Regions from separate parts of the Homo sapiens genome. Here all the other regions are linked to region 4. Evidence: chromatin contacts called from ENCODE Hi-C or POLR2A ChIA-PET data. All regions are on one chromosome and are shown on one strand. The core of a region is the stretch at or near the end of the contact, and the rest is flanking DNA. Distances in the headings are between cores, read along the strand shown. Region 1 holds the start of LARS1 (leucyl-tRNA synthetase 1). Region 2 overlaps ARHGAP26 (Rho GTPase activating protein 26). Region 3 holds the start of ARHGAP26-AS1 (ARHGAP26 antisense RNA 1). Region 4 overlaps KCTD16 (potassium channel tetramerization domain containing 16).

What was found. Hi-C counts contacts between places; a loop is a spot of excess contacts on that map. ChIA-PET counts read pairs that join two places held with the same protein, here RNA polymerase II (POLR2A). Pooled maps may share reads with other maps.
Region 1: a map of naive thymus-derived CD4-positive, alpha-beta T cell shows a loop between it and region 4 (8-fold over the local background). The contact joins the promoter of LARS1 here to the enhancer-like site in region 4. A Hi-C loop is called at or near these places in 3 of 168 maps with a recorded cell type or tissue (CD4-positive, alpha-beta memory T cell and naive thymus-derived CD4-positive, alpha-beta T cell) and 10 of 50 pooled maps. POLR2A ChIA-PET finds 5 or more read pairs at or near these places in 2 of 52 experiments (PC-9 and activated naive CD4-positive, alpha-beta T cell).
Region 2: a loop to region 4 is called in a map of CD8-positive, alpha-beta T cell, with 14 times the contacts of the local background. The contact joins two enhancer-like sites. A Hi-C loop is called at or near these places in 1 of 168 maps with a recorded cell type or tissue (CD8-positive, alpha-beta T cell), 3 of 37 single-sample maps with no recorded cell type and 6 of 50 pooled maps.
Region 3: a loop to region 4 is called in a pooled map, with 5 times the contacts of the local background. The contact joins the promoter of ARHGAP26-AS1 here to the enhancer-like site in region 4. A Hi-C loop is called at or near these places in 4 of 50 pooled maps.

Annotation. Positions count from the first base shown.
Region 1 is chr5:146,181,178-146,186,347 of GRCh38, reverse strand. It overlaps LARS1 (leucyl-tRNA synthetase 1), which reads left to right and starts at 3,698. Exons shown (of 32, transcript NM_020117.11): 1 at 3,698-3,860. The coding sequence starts at 3,855. RefSeq lists a silencer at 788-1,082 and enhancers at 2,260-3,106, 4,015-4,174.
Region 2 is chr5:143,027,523-143,032,815 of GRCh38, reverse strand. The region is part of intron 12 of ARHGAP26 (Rho GTPase activating protein 26); the gene reads right to left. Among named protein-coding and RNA genes, the nearest start is that of ARHGAP26-AS1, 160 kb to the right of the region's middle. Within about 2 kb of position 2,300, at least 2 of the 41 ENCODE cell types and tissues checked have a DNase peak (open chromatin) inside an H3K27ac peak, as active enhancers do; they include CD8-positive, alpha-beta T cell, where a contact is called at or near this core.
Region 3 is chr5:142,865,257-142,870,163 of GRCh38, reverse strand. ARHGAP26-AS1 (ARHGAP26 antisense RNA 1) reads left to right here and starts at 1,254. Exons shown (of 6, transcript NR_046680.1): 1 at 1,254-1,364; 2 at 2,075-2,307; 3 at 3,279-3,354. The region is part of intron 1 of ARHGAP26 (Rho GTPase activating protein 26); the gene reads right to left. RefSeq lists a silencer at 2,846-3,140.
Region 4 is chr5:144,188,990-144,193,892 of GRCh38, reverse strand. The region is part of intron 2 of KCTD16 (potassium channel tetramerization domain containing 16); the gene reads right to left. Among named protein-coding and RNA genes, the nearest start is that of KCTD16, 21 kb to the right of the region's middle. Within about 2 kb of position 1,697, at least 3 of the 41 ENCODE cell types and tissues checked have a DNase peak (open chromatin) inside an H3K27ac peak, as active enhancers do; they include CD8-positive, alpha-beta T cell, where a contact is called at or near this core.

The sequences.
Region 1 (5,170 bases), core at 2,449-4,948, 2.0 Mb before region 4:
TTTTTTTGAGACGGAGTCTCGCCCTGTCACCTGGGCTGTAGTATGGTGATGTGATCGTGGCTCACTGCAACCTCCACCTCCCGGGTTCAAGCAATTCTTCAGCTTCAGCCTCCTGAGTAGCTGGGGCTACAGGTGCGCACCACCACGCCCAGCTAATTTTTGTAGTTTTTAGTAGAGGTGGGGTTTCACCATGTTGGCCAGGCTGGTCTTGAACTCCTGACCTCGTGATCCACCTGCCTTGGCCTCCCAAAGTGCTGGGATTACAGACATGAGCCACCGTGCCCAGCCAGCTAATTTTTTTAATTTTAATTTTTGTAGAGACAGGGTCTCGCCATGTTGCCCAGGCTGGTCTTGAACTCCTCAAGTGATCCACCCACCTCAGCCTCCCAAACTGCTGGGATTACAGGTGTGCAACACCATGACCAGGCTCAGTCACTTAAATGGGAAAATTACAAAAGTTGAATTTGGAGACATGAAGGCAGGTTTTTCATAATTTCTAATAAAATACTTACTTGTTTATTTTCTAATTTAATGTCTCATGCCCTTTAGACTGTAAGCTCCATGAAGGAAGGGACCATGGTCTGCCTTGTTCTTGACTCCATCCTAGCTCTACGTCAGGTTTATGGGAGGTACTCAATAAATATTTGTTGTATGAATACTTTCAATTACCAATGTGGATTGGAAGGTGATGAATCAAAGAGATGAAAATAGTACTGGTTAGGGCAGAATTGGGACAAGAAATTAAAGCTATAGTTATAAGAGCTGTGGAGGATGAGGATTCTTTCATTCATTTAATAAATCTTTATAAGGCACCTGCTATGGGCCTGACATTGTGCTAGGCACAGTCTCTGCTGTTATGCAGATTTTAGTCTAGTGATAAATAAACAGGCAATTCATGAGATGAAATTTCCAAGGCAAGGGGTGCTTCAGGGAACATCTAGTGGGGAGCATTTAACTCAGACTTGGGCTGTCAGGAAGTGATGACTAAATGGTTGGTAGCTAAAGGAAGAGGGTATGGAAAGTGAGGGAGGCAGCCTAGAGGCAGGAGAGCGACTGGTAGCCTAAGGTTCCTTCTTAACTTTTTCCTTTCATCCAACAAATTTGTATTGACCCCATATCATATGCCAAGTATTGTTTTAGGACATCGTTGAATTTGTATTTCAAAACTAGTTGTTGAAAAATGTAAAAAAAAAAAAAAAGTTCTGTGTGTATGTGTTTGTGTGTGTGTGTATTCCCTTCCCTTAAACCCTTAGGTAGACACACATCTGGGCTGCGTTCCCCATCCCCTTAAAGGGTCCCCAATCCCTTAAAGTGCATTGTAGATGCTTAATGTTTACTGGGTTAATAAATTATCACGTGAGTAACTAATCTGTGGTTTTTTTTTTTTTTTTTTTGGAGCTGGAGTCTCACTCTGTCACCCAGGCTGGAGTACAGTGGTGTGATCTCGGCTCACTGAAACCTCTGCCTTCCGGGTTCAAGCAATTCTCCTGCCTCAGCCTCCTGAGTAGCTGAGACTACAGGCACATGCTGCTAAGCCCCGCTAATTTTTTTTTTTTTTTTTGTATTTCCAGTAGAGGTAGGATTTCACCGTGTTGCCCAGGCTGGTGTCGAACTCCTGAGCTCAGGCAATCCGCCCACTTAGGCCTCCCAAAGTGCTAGGATTACAGGCGTGAGCCACGGCGCCCGGCCATTTGTGTTTGTTGTTGTTGTTGTTGTTGTTTTTTGAGATGGAGTCTCACTCTGTCTCCCAGGCTGGAGTGTAATGGCATGATCTCAGCTCACTGCGACCTCTGCCTCCTGGGTTCGAGTGATTCTCCTGCCTCAGCCTCCCAAAATTCTGGGATTACAGGAATGAGCCACTGTGCCCGGCAAGAAATGAATTTTAAATTTTATTTATTTTTAATTAATTTGAATTTAAATTGCCACATGTGGCTAGTGGCTACTGTATCAGACACCATATATCTCTGTATGGTAGCATAGTCTTTTTTTTGTTTTGTTTTTGAGACGGAGTCTTGCTCTGTCGCCCAGGCTGGAGTGCAGTGCTGCCATCTTGGCTTACTGCAATTTCCACCTCCCGGGTTCAAGTGATTCTCCTGTCTCAGCTTCCCAGCAGCTGGTATTACAGGCGCGTGACACCACGCCTGGCTAATTTTTGTATTTTTAGTAGAGACGGGGTTTCACCATCTTGGCCAGCCTGGTCTCGAACCTCTGACCTCGTGATCCACCTGCCTCGGCCTCCCAAAGTGCTGGGATTACAGGTGTGAGACACCGTACCCGACCAGTCTTTTTTTTTCCCTTGAGATGAAGTCTCGCTCTGCCGCCCAAGATAGAGTGCAGTGGTGCGATCTCGACTCAGTGCACCCTCTGCCTCCTGGGTTCAAGCAATTTTCCTGCCTCAGCCTCCCGAGTAGCCGGGACTACAGGTGCACGCCACCATACCCAGCTAATTTTCGTATTTTTAGTAGAGACGGGGTTTCACCATGTTGGCCAGGCTGGTCTCAAACTCCTGACCTCAGGTCATCCGCCCACCTCGGCATCCCAAAATAATGGGATTATGGCCACCGCCCCTGGCCCTGTTTGGTAGTGGTCTAAATAGTCTGAGTCAGGCAATGGGACCAGGTAGGCTTTCAGTCTCTTGCTTAAAAATGGAGATTGTTGGCCGGGCACGGTGGCTCACGCCTGTAATCCCATCACTTTGGGAGGCTGGGGCGGGCGGATCACGAGTTCAGGAGATCGAGACCATCCTGGCCAATATGGTGAAACCCCGTTTCTACTGAAAATACAAAAATTAGCTGGGCGCGGTGGCGCGCGCCTGTAGTCCCAGCTACTAAGGAGGCTGGGGCAGAAGAATCGCTTGAACCCGGGAGGCGGAGGTTGCAGTGAGCCGAAACCGCGCCACTGCACTCCAGCCTGGAGACAGAACGAAACTCCCTCTCAAAAAAAAAAAAAAAAAAAAAAAAAAAAAAGGAGATTGTTGGCTAGGTACGGTAGCTCACGCCTGTAATCCTAGCACTTTGGGAGGCCGAGGGAGGCAGATCACGAGGTCAGGAAATCGGGATCATCCTGGCTAACAAGGTGAAACCCAGTCTCTACCAAAAATACAAAAAATTAGTCGGTGTGGTGGCGCGCGCCCATAGTCCCAGCTCCTCGGGAGCCTGAGGCAGGAGAATTGCTTGAATCCGGCAGGCCGAGGTTGCACTGAGCCAAGATCGCGCCACTGCACTCCAGCCTGGGCGACAGAGCGATACTGCGTCTCAAAAAAAAAAAAGGAGATTGTCAATACGCGGTTATACAATGTCTAAATGCTGGGCTGTTGAATGCCACTGACAGTAAAAAATATCTGTGCATAGTGGCAAGCCATAAGTAGCACCTCAGTCACCGTATAGTAATTAACTGCGTATCCTGGCATCCCGACAGGCAACCAGCTCTACCGGGTGAAAAGGTTGATGGCCAAGGGACTCCAACCTAACCAGGGCGCACTCGCGGCATTCTGCGATCCCGCACTGCATCATGGACTTTGTAGTTCAACATGCCAGTGACGTCACTGCCGGTTCCCCTCTGAGTGGGCCTATCGGGTAGACTTCCGATAACCCGTTTTTCTCTGGGAATTGTAGTCAGTTAGCGCCTGCTGGGTGTCTGCTCGGGTGGTCTGGGAACTACAATTCCCGGCGGGCTGTGAGATGCCTTGGCTGTAGTTAGTAAGGAGCCGGATGATTGCCTCAGCAGGTGTGAAGCGTGTGCTTTAGTTTCGTGGGAGGCCTGGCATCCCCGAGAGGGAGGGGAAAGGTAACCACTCCTTTGTGGAGGTCGCCAGGGTCATTGTCGTGGATTTGCACAGTCGGCTGGGCGGTGCAATGGCGGTGAGTTTGAGCGAGAAGAATCCGCAGGGGCCCTGGAGCCGGACTGGCCAGTCTCTAGGGGCTCTCCATGTGCTGTCCTGAAGGGAAAGTCCTTTTCTAAAAGAGAGCCACGCTTAAGGCGTGCCTTTCGTAGAGACTTTGCTTTTTCTTGCTAGTTTATGAACCACGAACTGATGTCTGTTAACTTTACGGAGTACTTGGATATCATATTTGTTATTTCTCTGGAGTTTCTAAAATCGAGGTGGAGAGCCGGGCACGGTGGCCCACGGCTGTAATCCCAGCACTTTGGGAGGCCGAGGCGGGTGGATCATTTGAGGTCAGGAGTTCGAGACCACCCTGGCCAACATGGTGAGACCCCGTTTCTACCAAAAATACATAAATTAGCCGGGCGTAGTGGTGCGCGCCTGTTAACCCAGCTACTCGGGAGGCTGAGGCAGGAGAATTGCTTGAACCCGGGAGAGGGAGGCTGCTGTGAGCCAGGATCGCGCCACTGCACTCCAGCCTGGGCGACAGAGTGAGACTCCGTCTTAAAAATAAAATAAATAAATAAACAAACAAATAAAGCCGAGGTGGAGAGAGGAGTATGTAAGTTGATTCCTACTTACAGCAAAAAAAAAAAAAAAAAAAAAAAAAAAAAAAGAAAAAATTGAGCGCCTCTCCGTAAAACAGACAAAAATCTCTCTTTTCATAGTGTTTATGTGTGTGGGTAAAATACATTGTAAAATATTGTGTCAGGTGCTGATAAATGCTGTGGGGAAAAAATAGAGCAGGAAGGGGTGCTAGGGAGTGTACGGTGGGGTAGTACAGTTGCAATTTTTAAAAATTTTTTTAAATTTGGGAGATGTTCTCACTCTGTGACCCAGACTGGAATGCAGTGGCGTGATCATGGCTCACTGCAGCCTGGACCTTAGGGCTCAAGCGATCCTCACACCTCAGCCTCCCCACAGCTGGTACTGCAAGCGTGCTCCATTACACCCTGCTAATTTTTTGTATTTTTAGTAGAGACAGGGTTTCGAACTCCTGGGGTCAAGCGATCCTTCTGTCTCAGCCTCCGAAAGTGCTGGGACTACAGGCATGAGCCATCCCGCCTGGTTTTATTTTTTTTTGTTTTTTGTTTGTTTGTTTGTTTTTTTCTTGAGACGGAGCCTTGCCCTGTCGCCAGGCTGGAGTGCAGCGGCGCGATCTCGGCTCACTGCAACCTCCTCCTCCCAGGTTCAAGCGGTTCCCCTGCCTCAACTTCCCGAGTAGCTGGGACTACAGGCGCGCGCCACCATGCCCAGTTAAATTTTTTGTATTTTAGTAGAGACAGG
Region 2 (5,293 bases), core at 1,051-3,550, 1.2 Mb after region 4:
GATTTCCACTCTCATCAACTTGAGTTTCCTGCTGATTAGATTACTAATAATTAACAACGGTTTTATTATTTATCATGGACCAAGTACCATAATGTGATAGGGACTACAGTGCACACATAACCAGATCATTAGTCCTAATCTCTGCCCAGTAGGGATATAATCTAAGTTAATTGAGATCTCCTAGTCTGAAAAGCAAATTCCCACTAAAAGGTTTAGAACACTATCACCACCAAGCTGCGTTTGCTAACGACAGAAAAAGTCTGAGTGGCTCGCCAGATGGAGGCGGCTGTCCTTAATCCCCTCAAGCAGGTGATTCAGCTCTTTCACTGAGCCAAGGCTCAGAAAAGGTCAGGGATTTATTAGCAATTTCTGTATCCCTATAATCTCCAGCAATAATCTCTCATTAAATATCTACTAGGCTTGCATTAGTCCCTTAATTTGACTTGTGATGAGTTGTCGCAGGACCTGTGTCTCCCAGGGCCAACATCCACCATCCTGCAGTTGAGGCTTCGGCTGGTTTACTTCCCTCCCTCAGCCTCAGGTTCAGCTCTGCTCAGTGTACACACGAGGCAGCCCAAACAGTTGTCTCATCATGAATGCTGGCAGAGCTTGCACCAAATATCCAGGTTGGCCTCCCAGGTTAGAAATGTGCCATCCTCTTAACTTTCATTTCAACTTTTGAAGCCTTGTTGCTTTGTCTCCTTTCAGAGAAAGCAGCATGCTAGGGTAGCAAAGTCGATTTTCTCAAAGTTCTCTAGAGAACACGTGAACACAGGAGAGGTGGGTTTATGCTCAGTAACCTTGAAGAATCTTAGGGAAAACCACAGACGTGGGAAGAGGATGCCTTGGGCTATCATGCCTAGGATATGAACCCCGGGAGGCTGGAGGCAGGTTACATCCAGAGACTAGCTGTCTTACTGCAAAAGGATTAAAAGAACAACTCTAAGGTACAATCAAATGATTTTCTTATCTAAAAGGAGGAGGCTTGAATCGCTTGAACCCAAGAGGCAGAGACTGCAGTAAGCCGAGACTGCACCACTGCACTCCAGCCTGGGCAAGACTGTCTCAAAAAATAAAAATAAATAAAAGGAGGAGGTTGGTGGGCCAGGGAGACAGACATGGATTTTAGCATAACTGCCACTGCTATACAACCATAAGGTCAACGCCATGTCCTGAAGCTTCTGGGACCTCATCTGAGATACTTTTCACTGGCTCCTCCCAGCTATTAAAAAAAAAAAAAAAAGAGGTGTGTAGGTGGTCGGAAAATTATAACAAAATCACAAGTATCACCCTTGGCACCACTTCTTACCTCCCATTCCAAATTATCACCAAGTCCCTCAATTGTCTCTTCTAATGCCTCTCAATTTTGTCCAATTTCTTCATCATCATCATCACCATCCTGGTCCCTACCTCAATCATCTGTTGCCAGGATGACTGCATTAACCTCCTGGCTGGTCTTCTTATTCTTCTTGTTCCTGTCTGCCCTCTGCATTGCAGCCCCTATGGTCTTGACAAAATCAGAGCATATCACCTCCCTGCAGCACCTTGCTGCCCTTGGGAGAATAACCCCAATCCTTACTTGCTCACAAAGCTGTGTGTGACGGGGCCCTGCCTGGCCCTCCAGCTTCTTCAGGGGCCACTGTGCCAGCTCTGAGCACCTAGCCACACTGGCTGTCTTTCAAGAACATTCAACTAACCATGCTTTCTCCCCAGCACAGACTGTGGATTTCGCACGGGAGCCTTTGGCTCCCAACTCACATTACCCTCAAGTGTCCTTTCCTCAAGAAACTCACTCAGACGTTCCCACCTAGGTTAAAGCCCCCATTGTGCACTCAGATACAGGACCATCAACCTTTCTTTCAGACTATGATGCACCACTGCAAGTTTACACTGATATGTGTGATTCTGTGAAAAATGTCTACCAAACTAGAATACTTATTCATGAGGGCAATGGTCCAGGTATATTTACTTCACTGGCTACTACAGCTCTATCTTTCACCATCAACTATAGCAATGGATATGAATTGGAAGTGTGTGCATGCACGTGTCATTTTTCATTTTGGATACGTGAATAGGTAAATTAGTGAATGAATGGTAGAGAGAGTTGCCGAGGGGCAGTGTGTCAAAATGACCTTTCAATTTCAACTGATATAAACCCTCTGAGAGTAGATGAGTTCTTTTAACCTTTTGGTCCTCCACTTTCTCATTTTTTTTGTGATGATATAAAGGTTAAATAAAGAAATGAATAGGCTGATCTAACCACTTCCTTCCTTCCTGTATCAATACAGGCATGCCACCTAGCAGCGAAGCCCAAGAATGGGCCCAAGAAAAAGGAAGAACAAAAGTGGCACAAGCTAAGCCATGAAACATAGGAGACAAAAGCAAATTTAGGTTTTCCTGGACACTTTTAGACCTCCTGCATTTTGTCCATCAAGGCATTATCATCATTGAGCTGCATGTGGTGTGAAGCTGGGGCTGAGAGGAGGGCTTCTCCATATTACACTAACTCGGCCATCTAAATGAGGGTCAAGAGGGGCCTGAGGCCTGAGGGTCAAGAGAGCCCCTGGAAAACACAAGTATTCTCCGCTAGACCATCATGCTACCCGTGAGACCTGATTCCTCAGGCTCAAGAGCCCCTCTTCTGAAAATCACTGACCTGCAGTTGCTCAACTCCAACCTTCAGTATTCAGAAAACCAAGAAATTTGGCAAGAAGTGGCCAAATCGCCCAATTTGAATAGAAGAAAACTTTCCATACTATAAGTTGACTGATGGACACATATATATAGTCTATAAAAACAGCACACTAGGACATGCCCCCAAACGACCCCATGCCTGCATCCCTGGAATTCTAACCAAACCCTGGGGAGGGAAATCCTCATCCAAAGGAGAGGAGCTAATCTACTGAATTAGCCTCAACATGAACTAGAAAGGGTTACTGTCCCTAAAGCTGGTATTCAACAAGTTTTTCCTAGTCTGAATTTTTTCCCCAGGAAATTTAGTCAATTCTCCTTTGATTAAAAAGAAAAAAACAAACCAAACCTTTTTTGTGGGAGAAATGGAATTTGCTGGAAGCACTGTAGGTTATGCATAAAAACAAGAGGATTGAGGTTGAGCACCCTGGCTCTCAACTGTAATCTCAGCACTTTGGGAGGATGAGGCGAGAAGATCGCCTGAAGCCAGGGGTTTGAGACCAACCTGGGCAACATGGTGAAACCTCATCTCTACAAAAAGGTTAAAAAAAAATTTGCTGGGCATGGTGGTGTGAACCTGTGGCCCTAGCTACTCAAGAAGCTGAGGCAGGATGATGGCTTGAGCCCACGAGGTTGAGGTTACAATGGGCTATGATCATGCCACTGCACTGCAGCCTGAGCAACAGAGTGAGAGCCTGCCTCAAAAAAAAAAAAAAAAAAAAAAAAAAAAAACTGAGAAGTAAAGGATTTCTAACATGGATGGATGGATGGATACAGGAAATTGTCGAGTTGCTGTGAGCAGGCCACTTCAGGGGCATGTTCTCACCACAGAAATTTATGCAATTTTCCAATGTGATTTGCTCTTTATAGAGCCTGGTTGGCCTCCCTCATTCTGAATTTAATCAATTTCAACACCCTTAAAAGCCATTGAGAAAACCACCCACATTGAAATGAACATAAATTCCACCTGAAGAATAATTTCCAATTTTCACACACACAGAGGGAAGACTAGAAGGGCTTGCCTGTTTTCCCCTAATCATGTGAAGCCCCAGGGTTGCCAGGGCTCCCTGGGCTGTGGCCCCTGGAAAGCTGTCCTCATGATAGCAGCTCTCAGAAGCTTCAGTGGGGCCCAGGAAAGGTGGCCAACTGGTTCTTAATTATCTGGGTGTGCATTCTCTATTGTGGAGGTTACCCACAGCCAATTTTTAATCCCAGATCAGCACTCCAGGGACCCCCATGCACCATCCCTACACCAGACTATTCTCTGCCCCCTGGCTGGTATGTTCAGGGAATGTGAACTAACTTTAATATTAACTAAAGTCACACAGACAGAATTGTAGGTAGTGGAAACTGAATGAGCTATAAAGCCAGACAGACCTGGATTAGAACCCTGCCTCAGCTACCTCTGGCTGGATATGACCTTAGCTTCACCTTTTTGAGGCTCACCTTCCTCGCTTGTATAATGGGGATAACTCAACAGGATGCTACGAGGGTCAAATGAAATGTATAGCAACTGGGATTTACTTGGTATTCAATACATGATCATGACCAATATTACCTAGTATTACCAATATTAGAATGTTACTATATCCTAATATTTGAATGAAATCTTCCAGTTGATGAAATACTTTTCATATTCAAGTTCATGTTATCTTTATGATAACCCCATAGGGTAAGTCTTGCTACTCTTCTTACTCATAACTACTGTGTTTTCACACTAATGAGTGTAATGAGGGATAATACATTACAGTTTATAAAATAAATTAATAAACTATAGTTTATTTGATTTTCCCAATATCTCTGCTAAGTTTTTATGATGAGGAAAGCCAGACTCACGTTAAGTGGTAACAACAGCAATGATAACCGTGGCTAACACTTACTGAGCACAGACTACATTGCTCTGAGCTACACAGTTAGGTGCATCATTTTCTTATCATCATCATCATCATCATCATCATCCGTATTTTGTAGATAGGAAACCTACGCTCAGTCAGGTTAAGGAATTTCTGTAAGATTATAGCATCAGTGAGTAGTGGAACCAAGATTTTATTTAACTCAGTCTGACTCTTGGGCTCATCCTCTTCTACTCTTTGCTTTCTGCTAGAGACAGTCAGAAAGGAACTGGGGGCTGTGGATCAGGTTCTGTGGATCCTACCATTTCTATTCCAGTAGCGGCTCTCAACTCCAGTGAACAAGAGTGCACTTGTAGAAATGCAGATTCTGGGCCCTCTCCCGGCAATTATGCATCAGTACATGCGAGAACCCCACTTGGAAAAACACTGTACTATATACTAAGCAATTAAGATTATTACCACCAAAAACAAACAAAAATGACTTAATTTAGTCAATTGCCAGTATCTATACCACATTCCCTGCTGGACAACAACTATTTGCCAGTGCTATGCATCTTAATATGGAATGCTGGATTGTTCCACTTTGGCATATGGGATGATTCCAAGAGGTTCACAAACATTTCTCAGTTATACTTTTATTTTAATGAATATTAGAAATCTACTGATTTATCACACATAGCAAAATATATTTCTTTTTTAAATAAACTGAGGTAAAAAATGGATGAATTGGTTTAAAACCAGTAAGCAAA
Region 3 (4,907 bases), core at 5-2,504, 1.3 Mb after region 4:
GTGGCACCCTCCTCATATAACCCTGCTGTTTCATGTGCAGGCAGTGCAAGACACAGCAAGGAGCCAAGCAGAGTCAATAATATTTACTTTGCAGAAACATCTGTTGCTAGAAAAGCAGAATGCTGGCCAGAGTGGAGGGAAGTCATAACTGCCGGCATCTGGGGAGGCCAAGTATCTGCTTTCCAGAGTAGGTAGGGCTGTGCTTCTCTGAGTGAGGGGACCAGATGGCTAAGAAATATGGAAGCAGCTAGAAGTTTGGGCCTTGAGAGACTGCTCCCAGAGCCACCTGCTCACTCAGGGACTAGAGGAAGTGCCCTTCTTTTCTTGGAGATGCCAGCAGATATTAATCTGCACCGGATTTAAGAGAATTTAACCCAAATAGATCCAACTTTCACTAACACAGAAGGTTTACCATAATTTTTTAAAAATTAGAATCTACCTTAATTTTATACAAGTTGTACCAGTAATACCACAAGTCAAGCCATTTCCTTTTTCTCCTTGGGTAAAACTTAACATACATGTGCACACACAAACATGGACTCAGGTAACCTTACTACTGTATTTTCAGTGCATCTATTGCCTTTGTGACCTCCAAAGTTACCAAAATTGTGTATTAACTACCCTTGAAATGTTTTGCTGCTCAGTCACATCTTTCCCTTTGGACTTAGAAAGTGATTACAGTTCCGGGAGGCCAAGGCGGGTGGATCATGAGGTCAGGAGTTCGAGACCAGTCTGGCCAACATAGTGAAACCTCATCTCTACTAAAAATACAAAAAAAAATAAAATAAAATAGCCGGGTGTACTGGTGTGCACCTGTAATCCCAGCTACTCAGGGAGGCTGAGGCAGGAGAATCGCGTGAACCCGGGAGGCTGAGGCTGCAGTGAGCCGAGGTTGCACCATTGCACTCCAGCCTAGGCGACAGTGTGAGACGCTGTCTCAAAAAAAAAAAAAAAAGAAAAAAGAAAAAGAAAAAGAAAAGAAAAGAAAGTGATTACAGCTCAGAAAGGCCATCATTGAGGTTAGAACTTGCAACAGGATTGGCCTCATGGCTGCCTAAAGTTCAAGAATACCAAAGTCCCCGGGCCTTGTTAATCTCTTCCTTTCCTGGACGCCAGTTACTCTCTGTGCCTCATCACCTTGTATTTGGAATAATTCTGGAACTAGTCATGAATGGCTTCATGTCACAATGCACAAAGAGTGCCTCGGACAGGGCTGGACACAGTGTCCCTCCAAACCTGTTGTACGATGTGAGCGGGCAAGGAAACACAAGCTGGCTTACAGGTGGAATACCTGAGAGTCTCCAGAGAGGACCCATGACAGACAGCTGAGACATGGATGGACACGAGCCCCAGAGAGACTTCAGGTTTAGCCCACACCCCCATTCCTAGGTCAAACTCAACACACTCAAAACAAAACTCTCTCTACTCAAACACCCTCTGCCACCCTCTCCCCAGAGAGCCAGCCGAGGGCCTCTTCCTGCATCCCCAGTGTAACGAAGGGCACCACCATTCACCCTGCCGCACAAGTCACCAGTACATGTCATCCTCTCACACAGCAGGCTCCCTCATGTGCCATGTCCATTCCCAAGTCTCCTAAGCACATCTCAATTCTGCCCACTCCTTCCCATCACTATCAGCAACCCCTAAACAAAACACCTCCATTTGCCCAGATAACTGCAACTGCTCCTCTCTGGCCTCCCCACATCCACTTTTGTCCGTCAAATCAGTTCTCCACCCAGTTGTGTCAATACCAGCAGTGAGCCCTGTGATGGCTTCCCAGAGCTCTGGAGGTGAAGACGAAAGTCCCTCCCAAGGCCTGAGAGGCCCTGCAGGGTCTGGCCTCCCCACACCCCTCTCTGGGCTCCAGCTGCTCCAGCCTCTGCCAGTTCCCGGGGCATGCCCAACTCCTACCTGCCACCACATGCCACCTCTGCCTGCAGCCCTTGGCCCAAAAGTTCTTTCCTCCAGGAAGCCTTCCCTGACTTCTCTAATCAGGCCAAACCCAACCCTATTTCTCACTCTCTGAGTACTATACTATAGATCTTTTCTTCAGAGCAATTTTATATTTGTTCAGGTAATTCTTCTCTTCAAGTAATGCCTCCCCAACTAGTACATTCTATAAGGATGAGGATCATATCCCTTCATGCTCACCACTCTATCCCCAAAGCCCAACACTCTACTGCTTGACTGAGAGCAGGTATTGCAGAAAGAACAAAGAGAGAGGAAGTTGGGCACTCCATAAGTCCATTAGCCTTCATCAGAGGTGAACCTCCCAACTCAATGTTTGACATGTGAAAAAAAAAGCAGGTAAGTTAGGACAAACTCTCCAACTTATGTAAGTCTGGCTAGAGCCTGATATATATGTGGGAATGTGCTTCCTATTAGCATGTGACCACCTCCCTTCATGTTGTCCATTGAGGAAGAGTCCCACAGAGCTGGAGGGAGAGCTACCACCAGCAGGAGCATAAAATAAAACCTCACCTATACCAAGGAAGCTGGAGAAATGAGCTACATACAACCCAACTGCTGGCCACAACCAACTGTCCTCTCTTAGCCCCAGCACAAGCCCCAGGTTGCAGTTAAAATGGTTTAAGGAAGAGTCCCCAGAGATCGCTCTTTTCTTTCTCCCCGTATCTGGGAAAACTGAGAACATATCCAATCAGAAACTGTGCTTGGAGAGAGGCATTTCCAACGACTCCCCATTTCCCCAAGTCTGTATGTAGCAGTTTAAACCTAGTTCGATGTGCTTCATTATAAGAAAAGCAAGTTACAGTCCCTTGTAAATACCATTCTGCAGCCCAGACTCCTGGCATTGTACTAGCAAAAACAAACAAAACACACACACACACACACACACACACACACACACACACACCCTGTGCAAATCTTAGAATGAAACAAAATTCTCCATAGCATTTTTCTCGTTTCCGTGACACACGGTCTTACCTGTGGCCACTAGGTGGCAATCAACTATATCAGAGAACACCTTGACCAAGCAGCTAATTTAAACAACAGCTAAGACTCAAGGAGAAATGACAGGGCCAGCCTTAAAGGCAGTGCTGAGAACAGATCCTGTCCCACTGAGGAACAAATAACCACCTAGAAATGTCCAGTGGACACTCAGCAACTGAGAGAGGGGCCCTGGCTTCCACATTGGAAGAAGTGCTCTAACACATTCGGAGGGCCTGTGCTCTCATACAGCAAGTCAAGCCTGAGACATGGAGTGGGAGGGGTATAGGGATGAAGTCACCACCACAGTGTCTCTCACATTCTTTCAGATCTGGCTGGAGCAGATTCAGAAAACCTCTTATCTCCCCCAGGCGGATGATGTGCCCACCGACCACATCAGCCACGGTACGTTACATAACATGCATTCTGATCATACATCTGCGTGCTTTTCCTGAGGCCATTTCCCTAAAACAGCATTTCCTAAATGAGGCCATCACCAGCACTGATTCTGGAAAATTTGTTTTTCCAACCAGAGCACTAAGGCTAATGAAATTTTCAGAGTTGATTTTTAAAATGAAATCAAGTAGAATAAAGACGTGCTCCTCTTTCCAAAATGAGGTTTCTAATTCTATTTAGATGAAATACCCCTTAAAAATAATTTGGGCTACCCAAACTCACCTTAATCTACATCCAAATAACTATGAATATATTATATACATTAACTTACTGAATACTGTACCTACCAAGTACTTTAAATCCCTCCATCCTCACAACCATTCTGTTGAGTAGATATTATTACCTCCATTTTGCAGATGGGAAACTGAGGCTCAGAGAGGTTAAATAACGTGCCCAAGATCATGCAGGGAATGAGTGGTAATGTAAGAAACTTGGTCTCTCTGACTCCAAAACTCTTAACTACTACACTATATTGCCTCATTTACTCAAATATTTGAGAATCTGGTATCAATGTATTCAAAGAAATGAAAAGATGGTATGTATACATTCCGTGCCTTAAGGGGAATACAATTTTTAGAAGGGCCTAATCTGTGTGTGCAAAACTACAAAATTAAGGTAGACTGTGCTAGGGCAATCAGAGAGTAGACAAAAATGGCTACAGAAATGCAAGTGGGATATTATTCCGGCTAGGGCCATTGGAGGGGGCTTCCAAAAAAAAAAAAAGAAAAAAGAAAAAGAACAGGGAGTAGCGTTTGAGCTGAACCTTAAAGTTCAGTCCTATTTGGATATGTAGAAAAGGGAAGCGGAAGCAGTCATGGGAAGATGCTATAGAAGTGGAAACATGGAGCAAGGAGATGCGAAATGCAGAACCTACCCAGAAAAAGCAGCAAGTTTAACTAGATGGACAGGAGGTCAGAGTGGGAAGACCGGTTAGAATCAAACCATGGAAGGACCTGTATGCCAAGCTAAGGAATTTGAACTTACTCCCTTAAAGAAATGGGAACTGGATTGTTATACAGAGGAGCAACAAGATCAACTTAAACAACAATTAAGCCTTTTACTAAGGAGCTGGCCCAGAACTTTGTTGGAGACACCTACTGTAACTCCTCCAGCAAGCTTCACTATGAGAATGTGCAACCACAGCCAAGGGGCATTCTCCCTGTAGGTAACTAAATGACAGGCAACACCTCTCAACTTGGACATTTGTGCACAGACCATTGGTCAGCCAGGAGATAAGGAAAGAGTTATAAGGGATTCAAAAAAAAAAAAAAAAAAAAAAACTTCTCCGTGTTGAAAACTCCAAGTTCTGGGCCCACTACGACTTATACATAACTGTATGCAAATAATGTATACAAATACATATGTATTTCCAAAGTGCTGTATTGGCTTTTCCTCATAAGAACATTGAGAGTTAAGTGAAAGCACCTGACCTCTTCTAGATGAAGAAATTAAGGACTGGCTTAATGACAGTGCAAGTCACATAGTAGGTGCTTAATAAACAT
Region 4 (4,903 bases), core at 448-2,947:
CCATCATCTGATCCCTCCCTTTCCATTGGCACCCAACACTCAATAATTAAGTCTACCCACTTTCTCTACTATACTTCTTTCAGATATCTCTTCTCTTCGCTTCCATTTGTCGTACCTTTGTTCTTTGCCTTTTACCCAAATTTGACTAAGAAATAATTATGGAGCCATGAGCCAGGCACAACACTAAGCTATAAGCTCTATGTGTTGGGGATCCAGAAATGAATAAAGTAGACCAGCTCTTTGCCATCATGGAACTTCCATTATAGGCCAGACACACAGATCATAAACAAATAAACAAATAAATGAGCAAGATCATTTCATATAGTGAAATGAGCTATGAATAAAATAGAATAGGTAATATTTAAAAAATCTTGTTTGGGGCAAGGAGAAGAGGATTGATACTGCAGGCTGAGACTCTGGGGAGGGGAGCCAGCTATGTGAAATGCTGGGAACAGTGTGCTCTAGGCAGGTGGAATGGAAACAGCAAAGGCTCAGCTGTCTGAGGTGAAACTAAGCTCGGCTTGTTCAAGGAACCAAGAAAGCCAGCAAGTTGGATCCCAATGAGCAAGGGTGAGAGTGCAGGTCTGAGAAGTAGGCAGGGACCAAACCACAGATTTCATTCTATGTGTTATGGGAAGTCATTGGGAATTTAAAGTTAGAAGTGACATGTTCTGGTTTGCTTACTTTTTAAAAGGTGACTTTGGCTGATATGGGGATAACAGATTGTCAGGGAAACAAAATTAGTTGTAGGGAGATCAGTGGGGAGAATTTACAGGGATTTAGTGATATATGATGATGTCTCAGACCAGAGTGAAGTAGAATACATGAGGAAAAGCTAGCAAGGATTTTGGGGGTACAGGTGGTGGTATTTCTATATGGACCTGTTAATGTTCTTCCTCCTTTCAAGTTTTTACATCTCAGTTCATTTGACACAAAGCTAACAGTGTCCTCTTTCTAAAGATGCCATTATTTGCCCAGATATCTTAATTGGCTCACCACTGCTCATAGAATAAACTCCAAAGTCCTTGGTGTATATTCAAAGCTCTCTGCTATCTGGCCTCACCTTCTTTAGAGTTCCATACAAATGGGCTGATAAGGAAAGGGAAAAAAATGGTTACAGAGACATTCAAAAGTTCTGAGATAAATCATTTCAAAAATAGTGATATTCATAGAAAGTGGTGCTGGTTTTTGATATGTGAAGGACCAGCATTCACAGCTCTTCAACTGCTCTTAAAATCTGAAAGGTTCTGTCATAAATGAAAAAGCCACAGTGCCTCAACCAGTGGCTTGCTTTAACTTCCAAGGGAAGAAATAGGAAAGCTCTAGGAACTAGAAGAAATCATGTAACCCCTTAGAACACAAATAAATAGATGAATTAATTGATTTTGTTACAATCCTTCGCTTTATTCGTTCCCTGGTCTAAAATCTCCCATTATAATGCAATTAAGTGAAACCTCATGACAAAATGTAATGATTAAGCAAACTATAAAAAGGCAGAACTTGATAGAATGAAATCGTGTATCACATTGAACATATGATTTCCTTTCTCTTCTGCCTTAAGTAAGCATTTCTTAGAAATCAAAAATTCATGTCAAGATCATCAAAGCCGACTTGAGACGTCATCAGGATTAACAATCTAGAGTAACAGAAGGGGGCAGTGTTATCACAGTCTCTTGCATCAACCTGAAACCTTGAAGAAGAGAAACTGAAAGTCACCCTGAGTAACACTGTTCACTTACCCAGCATCCTCAACTGAGTCCCAATTTCAATTACTAATTTCTTTCCACTTGTGAAGTCTTAAGCTCCCAAAGTCAGCAATGAGATGCCCCCTTTGGTCCACCAACTTGACATACCCTGCCAAGCCCTATAAGAAACTGATCCCTTCTCACTGTAGCCTCAAGAAATGCAAGCCTGTCTCTACATTTACCTTCATTATTAATTATTCTGCCTTTTACAGCATGAATGGTGAAAGAAATTCACTTGTATTGACCATATAAGAAAAATACTTTATATTTAACATGTTATCAGAAAAGGCCTAAAGTTTATTTGTACTGCTGAAAAAAAAAAAAATGGAAATACGCAGCTCCATGCAGAAGCACTGCCGCAAACACTCACTGTTAGCCTGAGATGCATAGAAAAACAGGGAACTGTCTCGGCTGTTGAGATAATTTAGCAGACAAGTCTAGAGAGAGATAAGTGGAGGCAAAAGCTGGTAAACACCCCCAAAGAGGAGGTGAGATTTCTTAAAGAAATCTGAGGAAGGATAACTCAGCCAGCTGTCTTCAGGGCTTAGGGAGGGAGGATGAGAGGAATGAGAGGAAATATCATGACTAGACAGAGTTGCTATTGCACTTTGAAGGACAGGTGGAACCTAGAAAACAGAAGCTAAAGGTTCTATGTAGAAGGGAAAAGTGGTTGAAAAAATATGTGTGTAAGTGTGTCAGGGGGTATATGGAGGGGAGCAGCAGTTGGGAAAAGAACAGTCAATTATCCAGTTTGGCTGGAGCAAAAGGCACCAGTGAAAGAACAGTGGAGGAGTTTGAACTTAATTCTGTAAACACTAAGTAGTCATTGTGAGTTTTTGAGCAGAAATGACAGAAACAAGTTTCTCAACGACCACCACTTCTACAGAGTAACTCAGAACTCATCTACCCTCTCCCCAGCATCCCTTTGCTCACTTATCAGGGAGGACTTCCACCAATGATTCCCATTCAATGTCCCCACTGACAGGTGTGGCTTTGACATTAAAGCAATAAGAATTTCCGTTTTTACAACAGTATTAAAAAATATTTTCCCTCTATCCCCCAGCCATGAAAGAAAGGGAAATAAAGATAAAAGCTGCTCTATTACCCATTTGGCAAAGTGAAGAATGGTGTACATTGAATGTCGCACATTAACGACAATCAGTGAGGCTCACCTTCAGCAGAGAATGAGAATGTTTTATGTGTGTTGTGGTGTGTGTGTGTCTGTGAGTGCCCATTCACTCATTCATTCAGTAAATGTTTGTTTAGTATGTTCCACATGCTAGGCATTGCCATAGGCAATGGGGATTCCACAATGAACACAAAAGAGCTGAAGCTCCTGCCTTCATAGAGCTCACATTCTAGACAATAAATGAATAAGCATATAGAATGTCAGATGATAATAAATATAGTGGAGAAAAATAAAATAGAATATTAATTACTATGTTACTGGGGAGGGGTATTAATAGCAAAGGGACAGAGGGGACAAGGAAAGAGGTAGGGGAAAAGTGTGTTCTTTAGTAGTTTAAGCTAAAAAAGGCTTTTTCCAGTCAGGTGAACTATAGTAAAGAAAGGAATTTTCATTCAACAATCAATCGTAATATTAATAGATATAATAATAGATACCAATTACTGAATCACTACTACATGACTGTCACTATGCTGAGCATTATTTCATTTATTCTTCACAATAAGCTTTGTTAGTGTGACACTTATAGGCACAAAGGAAAGTGAGGCATCGTAAGAAAGAGAGAGAACGGAAGGAGAGAGAAGCCAAGGTTCAGATAAGTCAAGTAGCTAGCCCAAGTGATCTTACGCAAATGTACAGAACGTGGATTTGAGTGCAGACACTCTGACTCCAAAGCCTGCACTCTTAACCCAGACACTGGGTTGAGGTACAGAGATAAATAAGTCATGGACTCTGCCTTGGAATTGCTCATAGTCTAGTAAGAGAGACAGACTCGTAAACAAATAAATCCAGTGCAGTGATAGGAGCTATAATAGAGGTATAATAGCGTTAAGGAGACACAGAGGAAAGAGTGACTAAGTGCCTGGCTGCGGGTGGGGTGAAGGGTTATCAAAATGCAGACATATTCATTTGTGCTTATGTAATTCATTGCTCTCGCTGGGTCTGGTTACTCACAACGAATCTGCAGTTCCCTCCAAAACCTTTTCCGGTGGATTTCCCCAGTCTGTCTTCACAGGTTGTGGGTTGTCAGCCTCATCCTGAATGCAATAAGTAGTTCTGACACAGAGGCCACATAAACTCTTTAAAGCCACTGTGGAGAAGGAAGGGAAATAACAATATAGCAGTCTACCTTAACTACCTTCATAAAAGGCTAAGGAATATGGCAACCATGTGAATTAAAATGAGATGACCAATATAAGGGAAAAGAGGAAAAATGCTGGCAAACCACCTGAAAAAACTAAAGGGCATGTGTATTGTGATACAAGGTGGCTGACAACAGTTACTCAGAAAGGAAAATTATATTCCGTGAAGGTCCTTATTACCTAGCACGATTTGCTTTAAGCCTCCATTCTTAACCTAGGTCTGCAAACGGGATTCACAAAATTCATGAATTCCCTGAAATTGTATGCAAAACTCTATGTACCTGCTCTACATTTTCTTTTTCTTTTTTCTTTTTTTTTTTTTTTGAGATGGAGTCTCACTCTGTCACCCCGGCTGAAGTGCAGTGGCGCAATCTAGGCTCACTGCAAGCTCCGCCTCCCAGGTTCACGCCATTCTCCTGCCTCAGCCTCCCGAGCAGCTGGGACTACAGGCGCCCGCCACCACACCCGGCTAATTTTGTTACTGTATTTTTAGTAGAGTCGGGGTTTCACCATGTTAGCCAGGATGGTCTCAATCTCCTGACCTCGTGATCCGCCCGCCTCGGCCTCCCAAAGTCCTGGGATTACAGGCGTGACCTGCTCTGCATTTTCTAGAGATCCCAAGAGTTCATCCAAATTTCAAAACAGTACATGTTCTCCAAGTAGGTTAAGAGCTGTGCGTTAAATACTTTCAGAACTGCTACTCCAGTAGATTTAAGTATAAAGAGCCTGGCATATCTTAGAGGGTCCAAAATGTCTAAGTGCATCCTTTGATATCATTGTTATTTATTGCCTTTATCAATGTGTTTGCAAATTACTGGTGCTACTTAGAC